Linked DNA regions of Homo sapiens: all the other regions are linked to region 4. Evidence: chromatin contacts called from ENCODE Hi-C or POLR2A ChIA-PET data. All regions are on one chromosome and are shown on one strand. The core of a region is the stretch at or near the end of the contact, and the rest is flanking DNA. Distances in the headings are between cores, read along the strand shown.

Region 1 (2,700 bases), core at 14-2,513, 590 kb before region 4:
AAAGAGTTTATTCTACAAAGTTTTGGTACATTCAAATTATTTCATTAAAATGCTTTAAAGAAATCAAGGAATGACTCAAATTTAAATTTACTCAAGTCACATTTTTCACTTCTTAAGGGGCTTAAAGAAAACATACACACTCACATAAAAGATCATTAAACCTATACTGCTTGTTTAGAAAAGTAATTTATATTAGATGAGTAAAGAATAACATATAAACAAGAGTAAATTCACCAAAGGATTTTAGTTTTATAGAGCTGATAAAGCAGAAAATAAGCATTATCTAAAATGCCTGATTTATTAGTCTCAAAGGATTCCTAAATACCATCCCTGTGTCTGTGTTGACTAAAATTAGTCCTACTCCCCTAAGTAACTTACTTATCTAGTAGACTCTTCCAGAGGCAGAGACTAAGTACAGTACTTTAAAGGGCAAGTTACAGCTGCTGTCAGTTATAAACTTGGCATGAACACTTTAGCAAATCTCTCAGGGTGGGAAACAACTAGATTAGAATAAGGAAGGCATTAATTTGTTCTTCTATTATAGCCTTTATCACACAGCTGCAATGATTTGTTTACCTCTCTGTCCTTCCCAGTGAACTGTAACTCATGGGAGAATCTGTGCCATTCATTTTTAACCCCAGCACTGTCTGGAACATAGTAGGTACTCTTGAACCATAAGCTAAAATAAATTTGAAAAACAGATTTTACAATGGAAGCAACCACAATTTAAATAGCAGAGCTAAACAAAACTTCCTAACACTGTTTAAAAGAATATGTTAGGTGTTAGATGAGTTAAGAGAAAGTCACAGCTTTCAAGGAGTTTTCAAACCATCTTGGTATGCCAGATATATTATAGCTTTCCTTTAAATCCTTTTAGACAACAGAATAAGTTAAAGGATATTTCAGATTTTAAAAGGAATTACACGCCTGCTACATGGCAAAGTTTTTTAACCAGGGTCTTAGATTCTTGAGGGTATGCAAAGAAATAATACTGAATTATAATATTTCATACAGCCTGAAAGAAACAATACATTTATTTGAAAAATAATTTGTTAGGGTTACCCATGCTAAATAAAAATCTGCCAAATCAACATGGTAATAAAGTTGGCAAGGTCTAAATAATAATGAATACAATCTTACCCAGTAAATACCATTTGGTAAAAAAAACACTTAACTCCACATCTAACTAACATCTGCTCCAAAATTTGCTGTTTCTACACTATCTCCCACTCATAAATCAACCCATGACAATCTAGCTTCCTCTTTTATGCTGCGTTGAAACTACTCTTCCAGGTGACCATTGATCCTGTTCTTAAATCTAATGGACACATTTAGCCCTAATCTAACCTACTAGCAACCTTTGCTACTGTTAACCACTCCCTATTGAAATGTTCTTCTGCCTTCATTTCTCTGATGTCTGACTCTTATTCTCACTACACTGTCATCTCTAGCTGCTTGTTTTCACTTTCCACTGTCCTTTTTTTCGAAGAAGTCAAAGCAGTCAGTAGGGAGGGGCTGGATGGCACAGCAGCCTTTATAATTGCTTTCATCTGTTTTTAGTCAGAGTAAACGAGATTCGTTTATTGATAATAATAAAAATTTATTTGCATGTGCATTTACAGGGCCTATTTATTTTGTTTCTCTCATATTTCAGAATTCCACAATTCAATTAAAATGATGAAACCACAATGTAACAGTCTGGCTCAGTGAAAGTGTAAAAAAGAAAAAACCACCCAGGTTTTCTTATCCTAAAGGCCCAAGCACAGCTCCTGTTTCCCACACCCTTTAGTCTATAAAGAAATATGCCAGCCCAAAGCAGAATAGGTGACTCACCTCCCTCCCTGGGGCTGTTAGATAACTATTTTGGCTTTTGATAGCTGTCATTTTCAGTACAGATTATTCATTCATGCCAACAAAGTACTTAATTAAGCAGAGTATATGATAAAATTTTAATGTGAATGATCTCAAACACAGGTATCTTGAACTATAGAAATTTTTGGTCTACGGTCAAGTCAGTTGGTATCATCTTATCCCAAACATTTATGATAGCTGTCTCTTGGGAGGTTGGTCTAATTTTGCAAGGTTATACTTACAAAACCAAAAACAATCCCTCTGAATTTACCAAAACCAGAACAAACTTAAAAGTTAACACACTACAGATTAGTGGTTCTTAAACTTCAGCATGCATCAGAATCACCTCAATCACCTGTGAAAACACAGATTCCTGAGCCTCACTCAGTTGATCGAACACTTCATGAGACTGTCTAACAACTTCTCAGATAACAGTGATGCCAATGCTACTGGTCTGGAGAGCCACTACTGACAGAAAGTGTAGCCTCAACCTTGACTAGGGAACAAACTGCTGGATTGTCACCTTGATCCAAAAGTTTCCTCAAACAAATATAAGCAAATTACTTATGGTTCTTTATTATGCTATTCTTTTTTTTTTTTTTTGAGACAGTGTCTCGCTCTGTTGCCAGGCTGGAGTGCAGTGCACTCAGCTCACTGCAACCTCCGCCTCCTGGGTTCAAGCGATTCTCATGCCTCAGCTGGGATTACAGGCATGCACCACCATATCCAGCTAATTTTTGTATTTTTAGTAGAGATGGGGTTTCACCATGTTGGTCAGGATAGTCTCGATCTCCTGACTCCGTGATCTGCCCGCCTCGGCCTCCCAAAGTGCTGGGAGTACAGGCGTGA
Region 2 (2,700 bases), core at 145-2,644, 900 kb before region 4:
CAAATACTGATGACAAGCAGTTTCCAACAGGAAGAGCCAAAGGCTCAAGGTTCAGTTCTGCAGTAACAAGCACTGGATATGCAAACCTTCTCTAACATTATGTGTCAGGTGTCCCATAAAGGTGGCTTTAGGCTTTATTGGCCTTTCTCTGCCTCAGTTTCCTCTTTGCAAAATAAAGATAATAATAGGACCTATCTCACAGAGCTGTTTTGAAGATTAAATGAGATACAAAGTATAGTATCTGGTACTCATGATAAATGTTAGTTATTTGTTTCACCTGCTCCGCACCTCATTTTATCATGTAATAAGTGTCACCAATCCATGAACAGAAGCTGGAATTATGAGAGAATCCTAGAATGGGAGGTAAAAACTCCCTCATTTTTACAGACAAGAAAAAAGAAATGCGGTAAGATTGGGTGCCCTGCCCAGGGCTACCTGATTCATTAGCAAGAAAGCAGCAGCTACAGTTCAGGTCTCCTAATTGTCAAGGTTGGTGCAAGTCTCAGTTTTCATTCCTTTGAAGACTGTGTTGGTATTTTTATCCCCAGATAACCCTTTTTCATTCCTATTTTAACGCTAAGACCAGTTCATACTATTAACCACTGCAATCTCTGTCTCCTGCAGCTCCCAGGAAACCTGCTGATAACCTCCCCTTCCCAAAAGCCATACCCCACCCTACCCCCCTGCCCCTGCAAAAGGCCAGGAAAGGTAGCGCTTTCTCAGAGACCTGAGGAAGCTACTAATGGGGACAGCAGGTGAGGAAGGAGGCGGTGGAACTGCAGCTGCTGGCAAAGGTTGCCCTAGTAACCGTGCGGGCTCCATTCAGGAAGCCAGCCCAACTCCAAGATGCAAAATGATCGCCTTCACGCGGCTACTGCAAGCACAAAGGAACCAGAGGAGCCCTGATATAGCTGGAAGAAAGGGAGGCACAGAGAGAGGTGGGGGCCCATGCTGTCAGTTACAACCTTCCACCTTCCACAGAAGAAAAAGAAGGAAAGAGAATAGCTCTTTGAATCTTCTGGCCTATGTGAACCGTAAAAACCACCCATTTAACATGAGTCCTTTGGTGAGAATAGAGGGAAACAGGCACCCCTCTGTTCACCAGCCTTCTGAAACAATATGTCAGGAGAAGGGGGAGAAACCTCAAACATTGCAACTTTATGGAGGCTCTAAGCTCTTCATACTCTCTCTCTCCTTTATTCAGACTGGTGACAAAGACCATTTGCTCCCAATTTATTGGAAACTTTTTTTTTTTTCACAGCTTGAGCTGCTTAGATGCAGCGAGCTCCCTCTCCCCAAATTGCAGTCAGACACTTGCTGAATGGGCCAGGCTCAATTATGCTCCCTCCACAGGTTCAGCTCACACTGTGACCCTGCATGGCTTCCTGCTATTCATATGTGTTACTTCCCCTTTGTGGTAATGGCTTGTGGCACTTAGCCAGAAAACATTATTAATTTCAGAAGTGGACTGACAAACAACAAACCCACAGTAAAACGAGAGGAAGTGCTGGGGAGGCCAGCTGTCGGCTTGAGCCAAGCAGTAGGAACTCAATGTATGCAGGTTCTAGGAGGAAAGAGATAATAATCCACAAAGAGGAAATGCACTAAAATTATCCACAGCCCATATTTTTTTAAAAAACGAAAGAAAGAAAAAGAAAGAGAAAAGAAATCAGAGAAAAGAAAGGGGGGAAAAGCACCCAGCTACTTGAGCTGCAGCTGGACAGGAAATTGCTAACGCTGCTTGCAAATCCTTACTTTGAACAGGCAGTTTAGGGAATGCCAGGAGCGGAAACCGTTCAGAACTGGATTAACACGAGCCAAGTTGAACTGCAATCCACTTCTCCTTTCTGTGCTCTTGCTGACTTGGGACACCCAAATAGGACAGACTGACTTGGTATATATATATATTTGCACTATTTCTGTTTGCTTTTTATACTTAGTTGCTTAAAAATCACCATGGACAGTTTTATATGATTGCCATCGAATGAAGGCCACTTGCCTCCTAAGTTAGTGTAGACGACCAAGCAGTCAACTCATGTGCCATGTAGGTGAAAAGCTCATTCTTCTCCCCACTTCACATGAAGGGACTGAGCTCATGCAAAAAGAGCCCCAAATATAAGTACGTTCTAGTTCTTTTGATTCCATACACCTGCCTTTTATTTTGGTTTGTGTATTTTTACATTTGAGGTAAGGAGAGGGTAGGTCCCAAGAAAAATGGCAAGATATAAAGTCTTTAGCTTGAAAAGAAACTAAAATAATCCCCACAAGTTTCAATAAGGGTTTCTGACCCACATCCCAAGCCAGTTAAACAAAAAAGCACATTACAACAGGGATGACAAAGTTGCCTCCTAAGTGCCAATGTAAAATTCTAAAGCCATATCCTGACACGGTGAGGAAGCTTAGATATGCCTTGCCATGCGCATGCTAGGGGAAAAAGTGGAGACATCATTCTGGATTCAGCATTCTCACACTAGGATATCTGCAGGTAGAATTGCCCATGACAACAGACTGGAAAAAGAATTATCCCTACTTCCTCTTTGGCATTATCTCAGCATTATAAAGCAGAAGATCCTGACAGTGAAGGATAGGGAGGAGGTTAACATGTGGCTGTCATCTTGGTATTCTGCTACACCTCTCTGTGGTTAATATCCAAATTGTATTCCTCAGCAAGCTATGCTCTATAGGTTCATTTTTCTTCAG
Region 3 (2,700 bases), core at 189-2,688, 780 kb before region 4:
TGAAGTCCATTTCCTGACCAATGGGCTTCACTGAGTTCCCCCTTCATGTAGGCAACCATAAACCACTAAAAGTTTAAAGAGCAGAACACAGATAGGAGGAGAGCTGTGAATGATTAAAATCAGTATCACAATTCTGAGAAAGATGAATTGGAGTAAGATGCTTGGTTGGAGGCCAGTTAGGAAGTTCCTGTAATTATCTAGGTGAGAGGTAATGAAAACCTGAAATTGAGCAGTTACTGCGGAGTTGGACAAGACTGTGCTTGGCACAGTCACAAGATGGATAGCCTCTAGGTCAATTTTTCAGTCCAGATAAGAGTAAGTATTTCTTATCTCAAAAATATTAATATATACCATATGTTTTTAATATGTCCTTAATCTGTACAAGAAAAGTTTTAGGGAAAAACATCTTGTATTTTCCCAAGTAGACTATCCCACAGATTTAGTTTATAATATTAATAGCTTCATAAACACCTTTACTTCCAGACTAAAATTCCATCTTCATGTAGTGTTTTCCTACTGAAAGACTGTGTTTATCTTTTTTCCCTATTATTTTGTACTTTTTTCATGGATATTTCAATCCTTGGCCACTTTTATTTGTTATGTTTATTCAGCCTAAATCCATGGATATGCATATATTTAAGCTGGTTAGTATTTATTTCTGCTTTACCCTAACACCACTGCAGAATAAATGATAACGCAAAGCAGGAAGCCAGGCAGAACCTGTGAAAAAGAAACTCTTCTCTTCTAGACCACAAGGCTCATTCTATTTCTAGATATAAACAGCTTATACTTGTTAAAAGGAAGTACCTCAAAAAAAAAAAGAGGATGCATTCTAAAAAATTCAGAGAAGTTTGAATATTGTCTGGAAGAAAAGACTAGTTTATATACTCAAAAAAATTTATCTAGGCTGGGCACAGTGGCTTACACTTGTAATCCCAGCACTTTGGGAGGCCAAGGCAGGCAGATTACCTGAGGTCAGGAGTTCAAAACAAGCCTGGCCAACATGGTGAAACCTTGTCTCTTCTAAACAAACAAACAAACAAAAAATTAGCTGGGCGTGGTGGTGCGCCTGTACAGAAGGCTGAGGTAGGAGAATCACTTGAACCCAGGAGGCAGAGGTTACAGTGAGCCGAGATTGTGCCACTGCACTCCAGCCTGGGTGACAGACTAAGAATCCATCTCAAAAATAAAGAAATAATAAATTTAAAAAATTGATCTATATGCCAGGGAGGGATCTTTGAACAGGCTCAATAAAAGGCACCCCTCTTACCTACTTGGTTCTAAACCAATTGAGAAATAAGACAAAGGAATACAGCACATAAGAATCGAAATATCACCTTTCTTTCTAATAAATGCTTGTAAAAAGAGAATGTGGCTTTTATGTGTAACACAAATAGGCTTTCTAGAACGGATGCCCAGAATGAGTCACAGGCAACACTAGACAAGGGCAGGTCTCCCCACAAGGAATATCAGAGAAAAACAGTGAAGAATGGCTACTCCCAAAGGCAGGAGAGTAGAAGGTGTTAGGCTGTGCTTACCCAATTTCTCCTAAACCCACCAACAAATTAGCAGAAGGAGTGAGGGAGAGGTGTGAGAGGCTGGGTGTCAGGGCTAAGCGGGACAGCCTCCACATGAAGGAAGGATCTGAAGTATGGAATCTACTTACCCATCACCATTTACCCAGTCAATCTATACAACATACTGATAAAGACAGCAGGAGAAGATTCATTTAATGGCCATTGAAAGATACACATTGATTTTGATAAGAATTACAACAAATAATATTTCTTTTTTTCTTCCATTTTTTTTTTTTGACAGTCTTGCTCTGTTGCCGGGCTGGAGTGCAGTGGTGCAATCTCAGCTCACTGCAGCCTCCCCCTCCTGGGTTCAAGTGATGCCCCTGCCTTAGCCTCCCAACCAAGTAGCTTGGATTACAGGCATGTGCCACCACACCTGGCTAATTTTTTGTATTTTAGTAGAAATGGGGTTTCATCATGTTGGCCAAGATGGTCTCGATCTCCTGACCTCAGGTGATCTGCCCGCCTCAGCCTCCCAAAGTGTTGGGATTACAGGCGTGAGCCACCACGCCCAGCCACAAATAATATTTCTAAGAGTTGCTTCCAGAGGATAAAAACAGCCTTGGAAGTAAAAAAATTTTATGATAGCAGCAATGTGTGCTATGTCTGGAAAAACAATAAAGGGACATAAAAATGGATCAGAAATTTAAAATATATATTATTTTATATTTTTATATATAAAAAGCAAGAATCTGAGTGTTAATACCGTATGTCCTTGAAGTGTATAGATGAGCCTTCCTTCTAAGAGGTCCAGAATCTTAAGGGTACCATCTGAAGAAGCTGTGATGAGATAGTTACCCGAAGGATGGAATGATATGCAATTAACTCCACCGCTGTGAACTGATTTGTAGAAAATAAAAGCAAAAAGTTCAGAGAACAATTCTTACTTTTGAAGATACCCCAGTGCCTTATTAGCAATAGGTTGTAAACAAGAGCACTGTTTCCACAACAACAAAACTCTATATGGCTCACTAAAACGAGTATTTTGGCATCACATAGCTCTAAGCTTCCAGTTAGAGAGCCAGAATAACTTTAAAAATGAGACTGTGTCACGGAAAGGTAATCTTATTGACCACATTACTATAAATTCTTTGGATATATTGCCAATAAAACTGACAGTTAA
Region 4 (2,700 bases), core at 93-2,592:
TTGCCCTACCCCTCCGTATTGTGAATTTCATTTCTTCTGTGAGGGTAAAACTTATTTGCCTTTCTTCTCGGGTTTTTTTGGGAATATCCTTTTTACTCACTTGTCAGAGAAAGTGCATTTTTTTAAAATCCAAAAAATAAGTATAGCTTTTTTGGTTTAAAATATTTCTTTTTAGAAAACTTCCCTGGAAGCATAGTATACTGATATCAAAAAAGCAAATATCTTGTTGTATCTTGTCAATTTCATAGGAAATAATAAAACTCCCCCAATTCTCAGAAGCATGTGACTTTGTGTCCAATATGCAAAATTTTATTTTGGAAGGAAATTGTGTATCCAGGTTATTTTTATTTTCTATGTTGTGCTATAATTAATTTTCAAGTTGCACTGTTAAGAACTTGTTTTTTTTCTCTGTTTATGTTACTTTTATTTATTTATTTGGTATGATGTGTTTAAGCTGCACTTATCTTCGTTCTGATGAACTGGTTAGAGCTTTTAAGAGCTCTTTACAAAGGTGTATTAAAACTAGCTCGAGAGCAAGGATTGCCTTAGTTAAAAAAGGTTTTTTAAAAATGTGTCTCCCCCGAGGAACCTACTCAAATTACTTTAAGAAATAAAAACGTTCGGGGCATGCCTGGCAACTATCTGATGGGAAACAGTTCATCTATGGGAGTGCCTGTTGGGAAGATTAGTCCTAGGGCAGATTGCTCAACCTTTCCTGTGCTGAATAGCTCCTTTGCTTTTTACCTGAAGGATCCAAATTAAAATTGGGGAGGGTTGATTGAGGTGAATACTGGTGGTTTAGAGGCGGCACACACACAAACACACAATGGCATGTTTGAAGCCTCCCGAGAAACAGCATTTTATCCCTGTTCCCCCTACTGTAGATGACATAACAAAAGCAATAATAACAGCATTAACAAAAACGACGATTTATTGAGTGTTTCCTCTCTGCCAGGTACTGAAAACCACTTTCTAAAGTAGTGACTGCTGTATACACTTTCCGCAACTAAAAACTTGAAGTTCAGACTGGGCATGCAATTTAACTAGAAGTAAACCACTAGTAAACAGAAGAGCTGGAGTTTTAATTCTGGTCTATTTGATTCCTAATCCCATAGACATAAATAAGGCCTCTCTTCCTTCCTCTCTCTCTTCCCCTCTTCATCCCTCTTTGTGTTGGCTCCATAGCCAACACCCTGCCCCAATGTTATTTTTTTTTTTCTTTTCGGAAGTCTGTAGGGGCATAGGGCAGGGTCATATTGCTGCTAATGGGTTTAAGTAAGCCATCTAAATACAGAATGTGCTAAGGACAGGCCTGGCTACCCAGTTATAGCCTCCTTTTAGCTTTGGCTAGAAAGAAATCCCCAGAGCAAGTGTTGAACGTGGTCACCCACGCTACTTCCTTTCTTGGCTGAAGGTCAGAGAGAGTGAATTCTGGACCCAGCACAAAGTCTTATTCAGGAAATCATAACTGCCACAACCCAAGCACTCAGAATCTCAGCTTTGAAACTGAGTTTGTGGTCATTGCCCAATTTTATTGGCTTTGATAGTGTGTGGTTCTGGCTTCCAAATAAACATACTCATTTTTTTTTTTGCTGTAATTTTTGACATGCTGCCTTTTGAAACAATAATAGTAACTCTATAAATAAGTAGCTTTTAAATGGAAATATTTCCCAATTTAATCCCCTCTACTAAATATTTAATGAATATGTAATAAATAAACATATCATTCATGGAATAAAATTCTACCATTATCTCTACATGATAATTTTTTTAAAGAGTGAGATTCTCTTCTGGAAAAATCTTTAACAGTAGTTTATTTAGAAACAATATGATTCTGTTAATTTTACTTTCCTTCCTGCAGTCTATTTTGTGGTTGCTTTTATTTCTGCAGTTTTAAAAAGAGATATAAAATTAATTTCTTAAAGAAATTTTGACTCTTGATTCTTCTTAAGCATCCAAAGTATAATCTATGCTATATTGAATGGTTGCAAAAATGAACATGACATAATGTAAATATATTTAATTAGAAAAATAACAAATTTTAAAAAGTAAAATTTAAAAATTGAAAGACCTAATGCTCAAGTTATTTGAAAACGATACATCTTGAGAATTACAACATTCAACTGTTCGCCTATTAACTTCAAGCACCATTAAATGCCTCTGTGCTTGTACATAATTGTGCTGTGAAGGACAAGAGGAATTAACACCCAAAACCAGCTCTACTTCTCTGTGAAACTTGGATGAAACACATGTTGTTTCTTCTCAGTTGGTCTCTTATTCCTAAAAATCATAATTTCCTTGCTTATTTACATGCATGTATTCCTTCTCCATTCCCTAATCCCTAAGAGTATGTCAAATCTCCGTTATTATTTTAGTCCTTAATACCATTACATTTTACAAATTATATGTTTACCTATAATTATGTACTTTTAGAGTCTGATTAATAATGATCTTCTCCACTGTGAGATCCACGTGGCAAGTAGTTTTATGCATTTTATTCATAATATATATCTATATCACTAAAGGCAAGATTGACATAGCATCTGCTCAACAAACTTGTTGAATAAATAAATAAGTCAGTGAAGGAGGGGAAGTTACTATAATCTGTTTAAGTTTTATTATATCCCACTAGACCATGAATATGGTGTATTTCAAAAATTGTTTCACCAAATATAGAACACTCACCATATTTCAGCCACT
Region 5 (2,700 bases), core at 107-2,606, 710 kb before region 4:
TATTCATTTAACAATTTTAAGCACATATTTAATAACCAGGCACTCACTACCTGACAAGCTCTGAGCCAGGTGCAGGGTATCCGAGGGAACTAGGAGAGAGGCACTAAGTGCTGTACTAAGAACCTGAATGAGTGCATTTGAGTCCTGGGTCTGCTACATGTGTGACCTAGGAAAAGTCACTTAAATCATTTAACTGTCTCCTCATCTTTAACATATAGATGGTTAAAAAGTACACAGCACTTGGAATAATAAACGGGCAGATTGTTAATGTTGAAGGTGTGAGCTGCTGTTCTTACAACACAATGTCAGCCCTTGAAGCTCTTACAGTAGATGGAAAGATGGAGATGAGTAGGATCTAATTATTGGCCAAGTGCAAAGGAGCTAAAAAGGCCACCCACGCTGCTACTTACTTCAGCAATACCCAAGGAAACAAGGGCAAAAAAAGAGCTCTAGAGGCTCTTCTTGGTCTAGCCCTGCTTTTGAGTTTGGGGCCAAAGCTCTAATTCACTCTAATTCAGGGGTGTTAGCAAGGTTCTTGTCTGGCATTCTAGCTCTGAACAGTTGATACCAGCTTCCTGAACCATGTGTTAAGAGAGATCTCAGACTGCATGTAGAGAACGTATGCCTTGAGAGATAAGTGATGTCTGCCATTGATTGAGGGTGGAGAGGAGGAGCCAAGTGGTTCTAGAACAGTGTCCTTTTGCCTAGAATGTCCCTACAGCAGGAGCAGCTGGGCAAGACTCAGAAGTCCTGATTATAATCACAGATTAAGGTGACCAACTATCCCAGTTTGCCTAGGACTGTTCCAGTTTTAGAACTGAAATTCCTGCAACCCAGAAAACCTCTCAATCTTGGGCACATCCCAATCAGCTTTGCAGGCTTTCTCTATCTGACAATACCAAAAAAAAACAACAACTATGAGCTCTGACTAGAAGAGATTACTCTTTTTGTCTTGGCCAATTTCAGCCTGTGAAAATGCATCTTATTCTGGCCTGTATGTGCCAGCCATATGCCCTCAAATGTTCCCCCACTTCACAATAGCTGACCTCCATACCTCTCTCCTTTCTCAGCTATTTTTCCTGCTGTATCCACTGACGCCTTAGTAGGAAACAGATGGCACCATCAAAGGGTTTAGCTGAAGAGAATTTCATACAGGGATTATTTACAGAGGCGTGGGCAGGGTTAATGGAACCAACAAGAGCTGGGGAGACAGTCAGGGATTAGCTCTTACCACAGGAGGTCTGCAGGGACAAAGGGAGGGGATGCTGTTACCAGCCTGGTAAGAGCTGAAACTGTGCAGGAGAGGTCACTGGGCCTGGGAGCTGGAGCCTCTGTCTCATCTGCGGTGTGGCAGAGAGGAAAGAGGAGGAGGGCATAAAAATCCCTGGCCCGGCTCTCCTCCTGCCCTCTGGCCTCTTGCCAGTAGTTTCTTGCCAGAGTGCAAGGAAAAGCAAATGAAACAACAGGTCTAGTAGAGGGCAGCCTCCCAGGCCGCAGAGCGTGACAGGAAAAGGCAGAGAACAGATCTAAGAATAACCATCCCAGGCCACCCTATTGTCACTCAGCTTCCATTCTAACACTTTACTTAGCCAAAGAAACTCAGGTCCTCAACACAGGGAAAACATAGTCTCATCAGCTACTGTATCACTGAGTGATGATGTATTTCAGTCATATTACTTCCTGGACCCTAAACTGTAACTTTAGTCACCACCAGGATGCAAGGCAGCAAAGAAAGGTAAAAAAATAAATAACTATCATACTACAGCTCCACATCTAAGCATTTCTAATCTAATAATCCTGACTTCCTCCTCCCAGCACTCGTTCCATAATTCTTTACCCTCACCTAGCATCTTGACAGTTAAGGTGTCTTACTTGATGGGGTGAGCCAAACCTTCCTTGCCACAGGATCCGGGTGGTTCCATCTTTGTTGAGTTGCTGCCGTTTCTCATTGGCCATTACTACTGGACATGGGAGTGCAATGAATCCCATGGGCTCTAGATACAGTGTTGTTTCCATGTGATAGCAAAAATCCCAATTTCTCCTTGATAATCAAAATTAATCATACCAGTCCATACAAACAGCCAATGCTCTGCCTTTGATCAGTGTTGTGAACAACCTGAAATGTTGAAGGGGCATTCTCAGTGTTTCCTAGTAGAAATATATCTCCCCCTTGGGCACAAGAACCTCACGCCCATTAGATGCAATGTTTTAGGGACAAGAAGACAGTATTATTGAAGTGGGTTATTACTCATCCTGAGTTCCCAGAGCCATGTATTCAACACCATGTATCAACCACTGATCTGACCACTTATAGGACAGCACCCCAACTTCACAAGATGTTGTCTCCCAGCAGGCTCCATAAATGAGCCTTCGATAGGACATTTCATCATTCCATCAATCTAGCTGCTTCCAGGTAAGAACAATGAATTCTACGATGTGAGCGTAATACCACAGCTGTTTCACTGTAAATGAGTTCCTTGATCAGTGACAATGCTGTGTGTGACACCATGGGGATGAATAAGGCAGCCTATCAACCACATATGGTAGTGCTGGCGGAAGCAACATGCACAGGAAAGGGAAGTTACTCTCCAGTATATGTAATTATTCCCATGAAGACAAATTCCTGCCCCTTCCATAATGTAGTGGTCTGATATTATCAACCTGGGTGGCTGATACTTCCAAGAAATAGTGCCAAATAAG

Evidence for each region. Hi-C counts contacts between places; a loop is a spot of excess contacts on that map. ChIA-PET counts read pairs that join two places held with the same protein, here RNA polymerase II (POLR2A). Pooled maps may share reads with other maps.
Region 1: a loop to region 4 is called in a pooled map, with 10 times the contacts of the local background. The contact joins two enhancer-like sites. A Hi-C loop is called at or near these places in 3 of 37 single-sample maps with no recorded cell type and 3 of 50 pooled maps.
Region 2: a map with no recorded cell type shows a loop between it and region 4 (12-fold over the local background). The contact joins two enhancer-like sites. A Hi-C loop is called at or near these places in 3 of 37 single-sample maps with no recorded cell type and 5 of 50 pooled maps.
Region 3: a loop to region 4 is called in a map with no recorded cell type, with 13 times the contacts of the local background. The contact joins two enhancer-like sites. A Hi-C loop is called at or near these places in 16 of 37 single-sample maps with no recorded cell type and 7 of 50 pooled maps.
Region 5: a map of gastrocnemius medialis shows a loop between it and region 4 (5-fold over the local background). The contact joins two enhancer-like sites. A Hi-C loop is called at or near these places in 20 of 168 maps with a recorded cell type or tissue (A673, B cell, CD4-positive, alpha-beta memory T cell and 16 more), 37 of 37 single-sample maps with no recorded cell type and 24 of 50 pooled maps. POLR2A ChIA-PET finds 5 or more read pairs at or near these places in 1 of 52 experiments (OCI-LY7).

Annotation. Positions count from the first base shown.
Region 1 is chr12:89,662,413-89,665,112 of GRCh38, forward strand. All of the region lies in intron 1 of ATP2B1 (ATPase plasma membrane Ca2+ transporting 1), which reads right to left. Among named protein-coding and RNA genes, the nearest start is that of ATP2B1, 45 kb to the right of the region's middle. Within about 2 kb of position 1,264, at least 3 of the 41 ENCODE cell types and tissues checked have a DNase peak (open chromatin) inside an H3K27ac peak, as active enhancers do.
Region 2 is chr12:89,345,102-89,347,801 of GRCh38, forward strand. DUSP6 (dual specificity phosphatase 6) reads right to left here. Exons shown (of 3, transcript NM_001946.4): 3 at 2,134-2,700. Among named protein-coding and RNA genes, the nearest start is that of DUSP6, 6.0 kb to the right of the region's middle. RefSeq lists an enhancer at 1,072-1,251. Within about 2 kb of position 1,395, at least 29 of the 41 ENCODE cell types and tissues checked have a DNase peak (open chromatin) inside an H3K27ac peak, as active enhancers do.
Region 3 is chr12:89,468,078-89,470,777 of GRCh38, forward strand. It overlaps POC1B-DUSP6 (POC1B-DUSP6 readthrough), which reads right to left. Exons shown (of 11, transcript NR_189589.1): 7 at 2,284-2,417. It overlaps POC1B (POC1 centriolar protein B), which reads right to left. Exons shown (of 12, transcript NM_172240.3): 7 at 2,284-2,417. Among named protein-coding and RNA genes, the nearest start is that of GALNT4, 55 kb to the right of the region's middle. Within about 2 kb of position 1,439, at least 7 of the 41 ENCODE cell types and tissues checked have a DNase peak (open chromatin) inside an H3K27ac peak, as active enhancers do.
Region 4 is chr12:90,249,554-90,252,253 of GRCh38, forward strand. No RefSeq gene overlaps it. Among named protein-coding and RNA genes, the nearest start is that of LINC02392, 42 kb to the right of the region's middle. Within about 2 kb of position 1,343, at least 5 of the 41 ENCODE cell types and tissues checked have a DNase peak (open chromatin) inside an H3K27ac peak, as active enhancers do; they include gastrocnemius medialis, where a contact is called at or near this core.
Region 5 is chr12:89,543,607-89,546,306 of GRCh38, forward strand. No RefSeq gene overlaps it. Among named protein-coding and RNA genes, the nearest start is that of POC1B-GALNT4, 19 kb to the left of the region's middle. RefSeq lists a silencer at 1,509-1,578. Within about 2 kb of position 1,357, at least 7 of the 41 ENCODE cell types and tissues checked have a DNase peak (open chromatin) inside an H3K27ac peak, as active enhancers do; they include gastrocnemius medialis, where a contact is called at or near this core.